2 separate regions of the Homo sapiens genome follow, and region 1 is linked to region 2. Evidence: chromatin contacts called from ENCODE Hi-C data. All regions are on one chromosome and are shown on one strand. Each heading gives the region's core, a stretch centred on a gene start or an enhancer-like site at or near the end of the contact. The rest is flanking DNA. Distances are from core to core; before and after follow the strand shown.

Evidence for each region. Hi-C counts contacts between places; a loop is a spot of excess contacts on that map. Pooled maps may share reads with other maps.
Region 1: a map of CD4-positive, alpha-beta memory T cell shows a loop between it and region 2 (18-fold over the local background). The contact joins the promoter of TAPT1 here to the promoter of PACRGL in region 2. A Hi-C loop is called at or near these places in 2 of 168 maps with a recorded cell type or tissue (CD4-positive, alpha-beta memory T cell and naive thymus-derived CD4-positive, alpha-beta T cell) and 9 of 50 pooled maps.

The regions. Positions count from the first base shown.
Region 1 is chr4:16,224,621-16,232,014 of GRCh38, reverse strand. It overlaps TAPT1 (transmembrane anterior posterior transformation 1), which reads left to right and starts at 5,544. Exons shown (of 14, transcript NM_153365.3): 1 at 5,544-5,756. The coding sequence starts at 5,558. It overlaps TAPT1-AS1 (TAPT1 antisense RNA 1), which reads right to left and starts at 5,352. Exons shown (of 3, transcript NR_027697.1): 1 at 4,838-5,352. RefSeq lists an enhancer at 4,432-4,491 and silencers at 5,002-5,201, 5,262-5,331, 5,342-5,441, 5,452-5,501, 5,612-5,991.
Region 2 is chr4:20,694,960-20,701,982 of GRCh38, reverse strand. PACRGL (parkin coregulated like) reads right to left here and starts at 1,525. Exons shown (of 9, transcript NM_001258345.3): 1 at 1,196-1,525. RefSeq lists an enhancer at 1,293-1,412.

The DNA of each region.
Region 1 (7,394 bases), core at 4,295-6,794, 4.5 Mb after region 2:
TAAAATCTCCCCTGCTTCCTGAATTCCAAAATGAAAGCCTTTGCTAGCTAGAATTATAAAAAAGGATTTTTGACAGTTATCAACACATTTACTAGAAGGTCTGAATTTATTCTGCAAAAGGATTCTTGTTAATTAACCGACTAAATGATTAATACGGTTTGAAACAACCTCTATTTATTTTCATCGTGATAATGAGAAACACTTCTTTTTTCTTAGAGATAAATCTGGAATGGAAAGTCTGCTGAGTCATTACCAGGGCCCCTTTCATCAGTATTTTGAAATTTTCCAGAAATTTAAAGTACAGCACAAAATAAATTTTATATCTGATCATGAATAAAAGGCCCTATAAGCCAATAAGCCATGAAATTATATAGGTTCATACACTTTTATTACATAAACAGAACCTACCTTTAGGTCTTCAGAACATAATATCCTTCATAAAACACCCCTTTTAGCAAAGTATTGTTTTCAAAAAGTCCTATTTACAATGGTTTCTGTCATATATTTGCACGTCAAAGAAATGCTTTTAAAAATGATGTTGCTCATGACAGTTTTAGTTAAGGTGTAACAGTTACATTGGAATCAAAGGCACATTACTTAATTTGTGTTACATCTTCCAGAAATAAAGCGAACTGGTGTCCTTTACAAATCCATGGAATAAAGCCCAAAGAGAATAAAACGTAATGAGCGTCAGTCCAAAAATGATTGCCAAAGATAGAAAATATTACTACTGAAACTCAGAAATTCAAACTCACATTAATTTAGTGCAAAGGCTTGATCTGGGTTCAGTGGTATATTTTATTTCTTTAGAACATCAGCTGCAAAGCTGTTTAGATCTTTCAACAACATCAACTCTTCTTTTTGACGACAAAATGGTGAATGAGTTAAATTCAGAACTACAGTTTGTGAAGAAACATGACATTTATGATTCATGAAATAGAAGTCATGTAATGCTAAAATAAAGTTTCAACTGAGAAATACAGATTTAATTAAAACTGTGCTCTATTCCGTGCTTGAATCCACACTATGAAAATCAACTGTACATTGATTACTGAGTAATCATCTCAAATATAACTTCAGGTGCTGTTTAATGTCACCTTACAGCAGAGTTCTTAGACTCAGGTGTGCATGGGTACAATACTGGAAATTTGTTCAAAATGTAGAAACCCTGAGGCCTGGTGTGAGAAACACAGCCTTAGAGTTCTGGAAGGTCACTGAGAAACCATCACTTCTCCTCATGCCAAGGAATGAAGGACTAATGCATAGAACATAAAGGTACATAAAAACTTACATGTCTTTGTTGTGTTATCAACACAAGTATTGCATTTGAACTCTATGCATTCAAATCTTAGACTCAATTACAAAGTGACTCTAAGCATTTCATATTTTTCTACAAATGTTGATAATGCAGGCCTGTCTACTATTTTTAACTCAGAAGGGAGGTGCATGGAGTTTAGCCCAGAATTTTGGAGCTACAAGGGAGGATCGGTCATTGAGTCCAATACTCTACAGGTCAGAAAATGAAGCAGAAAGGGGTCACCTGTGCTCCTTTGGTCAAAGACTTTAGTTGAAGGGTCAGAGAGAATCCAGGCCATCTCCTGACTCGGGATTCTTTCAAGTTAGCAAATATGTGATGTTTTTATTACTCAGGAAAAGTGTACAGAACTACTTTCAAAAGTACTTTAGGGACAATACACTAGAAGTGTTATCAAGAGATAAATTGCTTTGTAGTTAAAAAGTGAAAACTACAGCCTAAATGAAAGGAAGGGAGAATAAAAGGAAAATCGTTATTTTTTTCAGCTTTCATTATACAAAAGATGTTGCCCCAATTTACCAATGAAAAGACACTGAGGGCCACAGTGGCCCTCTGAGACCCTCTTTCCAGGGTCACATAGCTGAAATATGTGGCCAAAACAGTATCTTTCCCAAGGCTTGTAACTGTAGGCCCTTGTACTACACTGTGCTATACCTGGTAGAAAAGAATATAGATATACAAACTAAAAAACATCACTTATTTTAAAACTTGTTATTTCATGAAATGGCAGACCATAATGATTTGGTGTGGACATTAAACAAAAAGAGTTTATATGCCTCATTAAGATAATTTTCTGGAGCTCTGAATCCATGGTTTATACATAATGGGTTCAGTATATTTTGTTTAGCCACAAAATCACTATTGTTAAATCTTTAATTACTGAAATATGAAGTTACGCAATTTATTTTTGAAGTCTGCGTATGCTACTCACCAAATTTTTGTTGTTTAAAAAATATTGTTTTGCAATTTTCAAAATACATTAGCCTCATAGTGCATATAGCAATCTTAAGACTTTATCAACCTCTGATTTCTAAACACACATCCAATATTCATCACTTTCCTCTGCTGAAATTATTTCCCACTGGTGGAGTACTTTTTTTCTTTCTAGTGCGATGACATGCTACGGCACACCATCTTATTGTTTGTGAAATCAATACTTAAGTTGATTCAGGAAAAGTGTATGAAACGAATTTCAAACATCTTTTAGGGGCAATTCACTACAATTGCCCCTAAAACCAGTTATAAGATAAAACCAGGATTTGGATAACAATGATGGACAATATTGTCATTGTCATCCAAATCTTGGTTTTATCTTATAACTTAATTCAGAATGTTATTTGATGCCTATTTAATGGCTAGGGTTGCTATGTTTCTTAAATACTCATATTGTTTTTCTAACGGTAATACCATAAATCTAAGCCTGTATTTTTCTTTTTACAACTGATATAAAGTGCATTATGATATTTTAACTATTTATCTTCCTCTGAGAACTGCTGGTTCTTCTATGCTGCATAAATATCTCTTAAGGTAATTTGTAACCTAGTATTTTGAAGATTCCAAATACACATTTGAAAATACTATTTTCCTGGATTCTAACTAAGTTGCAATACGTTGAATTAACTCAAAGAAAACAACTCTCCATATGCAATAAGCTATTTGATTATATGATTATCAACACCTATACAAGGGAAGAATAGCGTTAACTGAAAAAATTATTTTTACTAATGGTTGTTTTTTAAATGCTTTTTTGTATGTTGACTTCAATATGGGTTTGTTTGAAATTGTGTAGTTTCACATGTCAGATATAATAAAGCAGCTTCAGTGAAAAGATTCAACCGACGAGAAGCTACAAGTTCCTCAACTTGCCCACATTCGCATTCCCACATTTCCAATTTGTTCCCCCGCTTCTTTAGGCAGTACCTAGCCTCGGCACGGCTGCTTCCTCTTCTTTTTTTTTTTTTTTTTGGCACGGCTGCTTCCTCTTCTTCTTTTCTTTTTTTTTTTTTTTTTTTTTTTTTTTTTTTTTTTTTTTTTTTTGGGACGGAGTCTCACTCTGTCGCCCGGGCTGGAGTCCAGCGACGCGATCTCGGTTCGGTTCACTGCAACCTCCGCCTCCCGGATTCAAGCCATTCTCCTGCCTCAGCCTCCCGAGTAGCTGGGAATACAGGCGCCCGCCATTACGCCCGGCTAATATTTGTATCTTTAGTAGACACGGGGTTTCACTATGTTGGCCAGGCTGGTCTGGAACTCCTGACCTCGTGATTCGCCCCCTTCGGCCTCCCAAACTGCTGGGATTACAGGCGTGAGCCACCGTGCCGGGCCCTCTCTCTTCTATTTAAAAGGATAGGCACAGCCTTTGGAACTGAATGTCTTTCCTCAGGCCTCATAATAGAAAATGAGGAAAGTCCATTCTGACAACTGGCTGCCTTAGGCAACAGAATTTGGGATTCCTACCCTTCCAGCTCCTGTTGAGTCAAAGGCAAAGGCAATAACCCAATAAATGTGGTGAGACAGTAAATGGAAACTGACATAAAAATAGCAATAAAAGCCTACTTCCTTCTTGACAATCAATACATAATGGAATGGGTATGATTTTACACCATAAAACATCAGAGAATAATAGAATATGGGCTGAAGAAAGCTCAGAAGCCACAACATTTTCCCCACCTTTTGATTTTCAAAACGATTCTTAAGATTTGTCGGGAGTATTTGTTTTCAATTGTTTCAGTGAGGCTCAGTTTTGACCACATGCAACCAAAATAGAGAATTTCATGGAGGATGGTCACAGGATTGGCTTAGAAAAATGTAATCCTGTGAGCTGTCCCCTTTCATAAATAATAAGGTTCCGACGGCTGCACCGAATGTTCCTCCTTTCAACGAGGTTGGGCCGAGGTTGGGCTCCCAGCTGCTGGGACATTTTTAGTCCATCTTGGACTCTCACCTCTGCCTCCTGCTCAGCTGTCAGAATGCCAGGCGGCTCTGCAGCCCAAAGCCCACTCCGTTTTAAACTTGCTCGTTTGCAATCACGTAACCCGCTACTGACGACAGAACCCTCAAGGCCCATTTATATGCGGTTCTCAAGTTTAGGTCTAGGGAAGTTTCCAGGAAGCTTAGTGTTCGGGGAGGAATTCGTTTTGCTTTTGCTAATCAAAGAGACACAAAAGCACAGCTGAGTCCCGAAGCTGGCACACGGGAAATCGAGGTACCACTGTCCCCTCACCGGAGCGCGCAACAATCACTTGGGGAGCGGGGAAAAGGTTTCCACCTTCCCCGAGCCTGGGGCACCTTCGCTCCCACCGCCCCAGCTGGTGGTGGTCTCGACACCACGCTCGTTGCGGGGTCACACGCCAGAGCTGGAAAGGGGAGGTCCAGCCCCAAGTAAAGCGACAAAGTAAGGACACAGTGGTGGCCAAGGGCTGTCTCCTAACCCCAGTCCCGAAAGACAGTGTGGAAAGTCCGCCGGCGCGCCAGCCCTTGAAACTCTGCCGGTCCGGCCGCGGCCCCTCCCCTGCGCGTCCCCACCTGTTGTGAAGCTGCCCAAGCTCCTTCTTGCCCAAATGCTTTGGAAACTGCCAAAGGACACTCAGAGGCCAGGGAATGTAACAGGCAAGCATAAATATGCAGAAGAGATGGAACCAAAATAGCGGGCAGGCAGGGCCGGCGCTCGTGGGGGTCGGTGATCTGGAGCCGGGCCCCCGCCGCCGCGGCCGCGCCAGCAGTGCCAAGACCTGGCGGGCGGCGCCGGCGCACTCCGGGCACCGAGTCTGCAAAAGAGGCCCTGAGCGGACCGCCGGACACCTCGCAGACTGCGGGCAGCGGTGGTGGCGGCCGCCTCTCCGGGGCTCCACGGCCGACCCGCCGCCCGCCGCCGCCATCCCCGGCCCGCTCCTGCCGGGTCCCCGACTCGAGCCCCGGAGGCGCCCGCTCTGCGGGACCGCGCAGCCCGGCTGCATGGAGCCCGGCGCGGTGCCCCGGCCGGCCGAGCCAGCCACGGCGCGAGAAACCGTCGCCCGCCACGGCGAGGGCAGGAAGAAGATGGCGGCTACCGTGGCGGCGGCGGCGGCGGCAGCGGCCTCACACGCGTCGCTGACGCCAATGGCTCGCGCCGGTCGGCGGGCCGCGGATGGCGGCGGCGGCGGCGGCGGCTCGGGCTCCGGCGAGGGGCGGGGCGAGGCGGGGAGGGGGCCGGCCGGAGGCAGAGGCTGGAGGGAGGCGGCGGGGACAGTTTGTTGTGCTCGGAACATGGCGGGCGTCGGCGACGCGGCCGCTCCGGGAGAAGGCGGCGGTGGCGGCGTGGACGGCCCGCAGCGGGACGGCCGCGGCGAGGCGGAGCAGCCGGGCGGCAGCGGCGGACAGGGGCCCCCGCCGGCGCCTCAGCTCACAGAGACGCTGGGCTTCTACGAGAGCGACCGGCGGCGGGAGAGGCGCCGGGGCCGCACAGGTGAGGCGGGCGGCGCTAGGCCGTGGCGGGCTCCGAGGGGCGGACTGGGGACCGAGGGCGGCGGGGGCGCCTTGGAACCCCGGCCCCCGAGCCGCGCGGCTGCCGTTGCCTCCCGGGGCTCCCCAGGCTGTGGGCGCGCGGAGCCGCCGAGGCTGCCGAGGCTCCGCGGCCGTTGACAGTTCCTCGGGCGGGTTGCGCGCGCAGCCCCGAGGCCCCCGCGGCCGCGCCAGGCCAGGTGTGCCCTAGAAGGGGTCTGCGGCCGGGAAAGTTCTGTCCGGGTCCTTGCATCGCCCTCGGAAGGTCTTAGGTTAGCGGGCATCTCCCACGTCTCGGAGCCCAAACGTGAGAAGCACACGGCTGATTTCTTAATTATATTCATGCCAAGGTGACTTTTTTTGTTCTGTATTTTAAGCAAACTTGAGCCATAGAAACCTGTTAACTTGCCCTGCAAGTAGATTTTTCACAGACAGCTGACGGTGTGGTAGTGACCATGAAGTTCAGTAGTTTTGCCCAGTACAGAAATATTTAACACTCCATAAAATGTTGCATCTGAACTTTTCCTGAACTGAAACTTATGCCAAAAAAATTACTAGATGAGAAAATGTGTACTTATGAATCCTACATTCAATGACCAGTTTTAAACGTATTGTTACAATGTTACAGTTTCTATAAGCTGTAGGTTTTTATTCTCATTTTAAAAGAATTTTTAAAACTTGCATTTGTATTCATATTGCAGTTACAGATTAGTTTTAAATGAAAAAAGGTTTTGAGATGGATGTCTTCTTGAATATAGAGTGAACCCAACGTTTTAATTCTCAAGCTGTAAACAGCAACTGAACCATAACTCCATTAAATTTCTTCCAACTAAAAAATTACTTCTGTTGTCCAAAAGGGGCTGTGTTAGCCGTTATTTCCTGAAGTTCATGCAAATAACTAAGTTGTGAGGCTGATTACATCATTGATTGTACTTGAGTACTGAAATTTTAAAACTACTTAAGGGGCATAAAGTTGATCAGATGCGATTCTAATTGATTTGCTGATTCCCAGAACTGGACGTAGGTTCTATTTGAAGCAGTCTATATTTTTGGAAAATTACAGACGGTCTTGTTTGGTCTTTTTCAATTAACCACTTAAAAATTCTCAACCATACTTTATTTGGTTTAGTTCTCAGTTAAACATTTGCTTTCAAGAGTATTTACTTTCTTCATTGGCAGGATCTCAGTAAGACAAAATAGCAAATCTCTCAACTGTCTGTTTACTTACTTAGACTTGAATATTAAAAGCACTCTGTTGTAAATAGAGATAGATGTAGCCAGGCTTCACTATACTTTCTTTAAAACATTTCTCAGTTGCAGGAAAGCCACCATTTTAAAAGCCTTTTTTTGTTGTTTGCGTGGAGAGGAAATGAAGTTGTTTGAAGCCTATTGATGAGCACAGATCTTGAGCTTGCAGTATCACTTAACACTTCTTCCCTGGCTTTTTCTGGGACTGGATACCTGGACTTCCATGGACTTCATTATACCACGTATCCATTCTTCACCAACATGGTTCACCATGTTTAAGGCTGGATTTTTTTTAACCCATAGTTGCAGGAAGTCATTATCAGGGAGATGCCTCCAGGTTTAGCTGTTGGGGTAG
Region 2 (7,023 bases), core at 276-2,775:
CAGTAATGCAAACACGTCTACATCCCCTTTCAAAATCCTGTATTAGAGAATTTCCTTCCAAAACAATTGCTTTTTCACTTAAAATTTTTATCCTTTACCTTAACGACAAATTACAGTTGGCTCTCCGTATATGCGGGTTCCACATCTATAGATTTGACCCAACCACGGATACGGAGAGCAGACTGGAGGACTTTGGCATGGGTGGATTTGGGTATCTGAAAGAGACTGGGGGGAGGGAGGGAGTCCTGGAGCCAATTCTCCACGGACACCAAGGGACGACGGGAAATGTAGTCAATTTTTTAAAATAATATCCACCTGGAAGCATGCCACTGACAAGCCTGGAGCATGAGTTGTTTGTGAAAGCAAGCTTTAAAAATCTTATCCTTGGTAACCCTTTCAAGTGGTTTTTCATTAAATAACATGTAGAGGATGGTGTAAAGGGGCAGTGATGGGGAGAAGCGAACCTGTAAGAACTATTTTGTGTTACAAATATTATCAAGGTCACCGCTCATTCTTTTACAAAACAAGATAAACATTCTAATTATAGATATTAGAATCCATAAATCCACTTAACTTCGAACACCTAAACTATGTCACAATATCAGAAAGCAAACAAACCACCCTATGAAGCCCACACATTCCCCTTAAAGCTTCCTTGGTTGCTACAGGTCATCTATCTACAAGGGACTGCCGGTATCTGTGTCAATGGTAGGAAAGTGTACTTTCTATCATTGTTTGGGCAGCTGATATAGCCTATTTCTTTCCCTGTATGTACTTTCTCCCGTACTCAGCTTTAAGACCACTGAACTAAAACAATTCTCAGTCAGCAGAGCCCTGCTTTCTAATCCAGGTCTAGAAAGTTCCAAACGTGTAAGTAAGAGCCCCACTAAAGAAACCATGTTCCATTTGTAAAGCTCTGTCAAATTCTAAAAGACCCAGAGCCCAATAGTCACTTATCCCAGTCCCTTTTTTACCAGAAAGTAAATTCAAAGGGCCAGTATTAGGGTCGCACAATCTGCTTAGGGGTCTTAGAATCTATTTTCCACCTTCCCAGCCACCCCTCCTACACTCACTTCTAGATACTTAAAGACCAGTCCAGAGCCAGGATGCTATCAAAGTCAGCAAAAGAGGAAGACACAGAAAAAAAATAAAGAAAAAACAGAGATTTTTTAAAGGGGCCGAGGGAGGAGTTTACCAGTTTCAATTAAGGTTAACGAAGGCTACTCTCGACTGACCCTCTACCCCAGGAAAGGAGGGGTACACTCCAAGCGCTCACGATCTCAAGGGTCCTTAGCAACGGGGTCCAGCGGCCCTAGCAACAGATCAGGAAGCAAGCCGGCTTGGCAGAGAGCGCAGACAGGACACCTGTACCCGCGGTTCACGGCTCCGGGGACCCGTTCCTACCGCGCCTCTCTCCCGCCGCGATCCGCACACCAGCTGCCCCCCACCGGGGGGGGCTTATGACCGGCACTCGGTCGGCCAACAACCGCGGCTACCGCCACCGAGCGCCTGCGTTTGGGGAAATGAGGCTCCGCGCGGCCCGCCCCTGAACCTGGTCGCGCCGCGCAATGACGTCAGACGCACGCTGCGTCGTCTAAACCAATGGTAAGAGGTCGCGGAGGCGCCCCAGAAGAGGGTTGCCCAGGCAACCAGGCGCCAGGAGTTCAGGGGGCAGCTCACGCACTGCAGGCGCTGTCTCTGGCGACAAAGGGGCACGTGGTGGAGGATGTTTTTCGAATAAGAGGTCCGGAGAGCAGAGGGACGATGACGGGTTCCCAGTCGCCTGCGCCCTAGCCTCTCTTCAGTCCATGTGCTTAACTCCTAAACGCTTTTCTCGCACACTTAATACTCATTGTTCCTCAGCTATCTTACCCTCAATACTCGGAGAACTGAAGACTGTGAACTCCTCCCCCCGAGTCTTCAGGGGTGAGAGCCGAAGCCATCTGCATGCCCAGCTGTGGGATTTTCTTGTAGTTTCCTGTTCTATCTGGCTAAATCATAAGCCTAGCTGTGGAAATTCGTTTCCTGTCGTATTTTATGAATCTCATATGCTATTGCATTCTTCACAGTATATCCGCATTTAAATAGTAAAAAGCACGATTTTGTGCTCTACATTATTTTTAATAGTAAAAATATTTAATAGTGAAAAGCACGATTTTATGCTCCACATCATAACAAAACTGATGCTGCAGGAAAATGCATATTCCCTTGTATTGCATTCCACCAGCAACAATTTGGGTTGTCATAGTTAAGTCCAAGCCCTTTGGACCTGTCCACTGCACTCCTCTTTAGCATCCTCTACTGTTGCCAACCCAAAGCCCTAACTTTTTGCTTAGGTAACACTAAATTGGCATTGTCTGAGCACTCGAGGCTGTGTAATCCTTCTGTGCTCCTGTAGCTCCATCCTTGCTACTTGACCAGCACCCCAGAAGCATCTTCATTAGATTGTGAGTTTCCTCAGGATAAGGATTTTAACTTTGCCCTTTTTATTTCTCCAGCTTCAAGCATAATGCAGTGGGTATTCAACTAATGTCTTCTGAATGAATAAAATGAATTAATAAATTCTGTCTATGTCTAATTTCTCTAATGTTCTGTGAACCTTGCATACAAATCTAAGTTTTAAAATTTATTATAATGTATTTACCTATCTTTCTCACTAGACTGAAATTGTCTTTATTGCTTTTCTATCCCCAATGCCTAGCGCAATGCATGCTTAACTAACGTTTTTAAAAGGAAAAAGAAATTTTTAAAAAAAAAAATCTTATATCCTGTATCTTCAGCTACTTTTACTTTATAATCTCTCATCTCCAGCTTCCTCAAGACTTATTATATTTTCCTTACTCCTAGCATCTCCAGTGTCAGACTCAGTAGAGCTCCTAGTTCGTGACCTTTTAACCCCTCCTCCCTGGACTATAAGAATGATTTGTATTCAGTATCGCAGAGGAATGACAAGCATATGTGTTCTGGAGTTAAGCTATCTAAAACTCACCACCCCTTATCAGCTATGAGTCCTTGTGGATGACGACTCCTACAAGCCTCAATTTCCTCTTCATTATTGGGTTATTGCGAGACTTAAATTTAAGAGGACAATTGAATACCTGACACATAGGAAGTACTCAATAAGTATTAGCTAGTGCAATTATTCAGGTGAAAGCAAATTAAGACTAACGTGGAGGACATCGTAAGTGGCAAAAGTCTCATGCTATGTGTTGGTGTATGAACCATGGACGATGACACGGATTTTTCAGATCTTTATAATAACAATTAGTATAAGCTTCTCCTAATCACAGTTAAAACAGCCTCTTCTAAACTTTCTGTCATCATTTTAGAAAATGAACAGAAAACATGCTCCTTGGCATTGCAACTCTATCAGGATATTATGCAATAAGTGGTGGGTGCTTTCTTGAATACACTGGTTTGACAAGCCTGTGAGGCATCCAGGGGGAGCTAACTAGCATGCTGTTGGATCTGCTCATCTAGAGGGCAGGAAAGAGAACTGGGCATAGCTATGGATTTTTGAGCCATCAGCATATGTAGACGCTGAGTTGGGCGATAGGAGTAATACCTTCTAGGAAAGCTCACAATATGTGAGAAACAGAGCACTGATTGTGGACTTTTGTCTTCTATTCAGGTTTTAAGGTTTAATTTTCTATTTAAGAGAGAATGGGATGAGGGAAAAAAGGTGACCTATTTGCCTAGCAATATAGTAAATGATTCTGAAAAGACAGAATATGCCATATATTTTCTGTTTGCTCTCATATAGGTACACTCTTCCCTTTGTCCTGTTATTTGCTCTGGGATGCTGATCAGCATAAACTATATCACCCAGGCTCCAGTGCCCTCTGGTTTCTGATTGGGTTTGGCTACTGAAGAACACTAATAGGAGATTAGAGAATTAGAGGAGAGTGAAGTCAGAGTATTCATTCTCCTGCTCCTATCCTTAGGGGGTTCCCTAAAGCTGGTCATACCCATAAGTGAAGATCACATCTTTCTGCTATAGTCTGATTGTTTCTGTTCCTCCAAAATTCATAGATTGAAATTTTAACTCCCAAGGTGATGGTATTTGGAGGTGGGGCTTTTGGGTGGCGATGAAGTCATAGGGTTGGAACACTCGTGAATGGAATTAGTGCCCTAATAATAGAGGCCTGAGAGAGAACACTCACTCCTTCCACTATGTGAGGACACAGTGAAACAATTTCATCTGTGAACCAGAAAGTAGTCCCTTACCAGACACTGAATCTGTTGATACTTCGATGTGGACTTTCCAGCCTCCAGAACCATGAGAAATCAATTTCTGTTGTTTATAAGCTACTCAATGTACGGTATTTCACTATAGCAGCCCAAATAGACTAAAAAACTTTCTAAATGGCAAACTTCAGTTCTAGGCACAAAATCTCAGAGGCTACTATCTCTAGGTTACTGCACTGTCTGTGTGGTACCCTGTACCTTTATAAATAAAATTTCTTCAAATTGCCCTATTTTTGTTACTCCATATTATATAACCTTATGAGTTAGGTAATAAATCTAACCAAAGTAAACCACTCAGGACGATTTTTTTTCTCATTGTGCTGGTTCTCATTGACTTGTGAAAAAATTATTCATTATTTATTTACTTACATTTAAGTCACCAAGCATTTTTAAGAAAATATTGTCTTAATTCTTGTAAAGAAAATCTCTGCCTTTTTGTACAAATTACAGACAAAGCAATCATTCCCAATGATTATTCCCAAGTCCTATCATTGAGAAATGTGATACAAGAAATTTGTACAATTTGACAAAGCACACTTTGTCAGGAAATGTTAGACATCATCATTATAAAGTCATTGAGTGTCCGCTTGCACATGGAACAAATTAAGCAGTGATAATGGCTCCTCAGGTGAAAGCAAATGAAATCAACATGAGTGAGCATATAAGGTAGCATTGTCCAATAGAAAAGTGATGCAAGTCACATAATACAATTTTAAATTGCCTAGTAGGCATATTTTTTAAAGGTGGAAAGAATCATGTGAAAGTAATTTTAGTGGTATATTTTTATTAACCCAATATGTCCAAAATATTATCACTTCAACTTGGAATAAATATAAACACTATTAATGTGATATTTTACATTCTTGTTATTTGTGCTAAGTCTTCAAAAGTTGGTGTGTATTTTACATGTATAGCACATTTAAATCCATACTAGCCACATTTCAAATATTCAATAACCACAGATGGCTAGTGGCTACTGTATTGGACAGTACAGAAAGCTATGGCCACTGACAGTTGGGCAAACATAGAATGAAGTCAATAAATGTGTCAAATAGCTAGAGAGTACATACTGTTTGTACAACAAACTATTAGATGTTGGAGAATCAATCCAAATGTAAAGGTCATGAATTGGGTATGAACCTCAGACTACAGAGTCAGTGCAATTAACAACTTCCTTTATGGTTCATAGTAGTATTCAATTTCTTTTACAAATGTCTTTACCCTTTCTCTCCTTGGAATTGTGTTGAGAGGATGAGGCTTGGAGGAGTGTGGCATCTGGTCCTCTGTTGTCATCTGCTAGGATATACGTACTTTGGTCTTTCTGGTCCTCAGTCATTTATCCTTCATTCTTGTAGATTGCTCATGTGTTTTTCATTCCAGGTTCTCATTGAGAGCTAATTCCAATCTCCTCTTAACTATCCAGGAGGTAATCTATTCTTCCAATCTGAAGCCTAAGAAATTCAGCTGTTGGTTTCTACCTTGTAGAAACCATGGGAACCTATGAGGTTGCCGTAGAGTCTTTTGTCTAGACACACTACAAGGCCATTTCTTCTCATCCTATACCCTAGGTTCAGGGGTATCTAGGGGCTTATTAGCTCTGGGGTATTGCCCTGGGGGGAGGATGGAGGATGGGAAGGACAGAGCATACTGTCTCTTTGCTCTCAGATCTAGACCTTGACTCTGACTGATGACATATTCTTCTAGCTCTTCCAAATAATGGCTGGTCTTGACCTTAACTTTTGAAAGTCCAAAGTCAAGAATTCAACTTTTAGCATGAGAACTTTTATGATGACAACTCCTCCCTGAGGCAGTAAGCATAAAATAGTTCAGCTACAGTCTGCATGGAAAAAATGTCATGGGGTAGCAGGAAATGTTGTTTTTACGAAATATTTTATGACATTAGTTTATAATCTATTTTAGAATATTTTATAGAATTGATGCCAACTTTATTGAAGTACAATTGATAAATAAAAATTGTAAATATTTAAGGTGTATGGCCAGGTGCGGTGGCTCACGCCTGTAATCTCAGCACTTTGGGAGGCTGAAGTGGGCGGATCACAAGGACAGGAGATCGAGACCATCCTGGCCAACATGGTGAAACCCCGTCTCTACTAAAAATACAAAAATTAGCTGGGTGTGGTGGTGCGTACCTGTAATCCCAGCTACTTGGGAGGCTGAGGCATGAGAATCACTTGAACTCAGGAGGTGGAGGTTGCAGTGAGCTGACATCGCACCGCTGCACTCCAGCCTGGTGACAGAGAGATACTCCATCTCAAAAAAAAAAAAAAAAAAAAAATCAAGGTGTACAACATGAGGTTTTGCTATACATACATTGTAAAGTGATGACTGCAATCAGGTGAATTAATATATCCACATATATATTCACTATATGGATATATTAATGGTAACTATATGAGGTTACCATTTTGTGAATATATATTAATTATATAATATATATTATTATATGTAATATATAATTAATTATTTATATATATCCACAAAATGGTAACCTCACATAGATACCATTTATTGGTAACCTCACATAGTTACCATTTTGTGTGTATAATGAGAACATTTAAGATCTACTCTTTTACCAAATTTCAAGCGTACAATGCAGCATTGTCAACTAGAGTACTATGCTGTACAATATATCTCCAGGACTTATCCCTCCAGCCTAAATGAAACTTTGTAACCTTTAACCCAGATCTCTTTATTTTCCTCATCCCCCAACTGTAGATTTTTTAAAAATTCTGAGGTGTTAAGTCAGAATAAGAT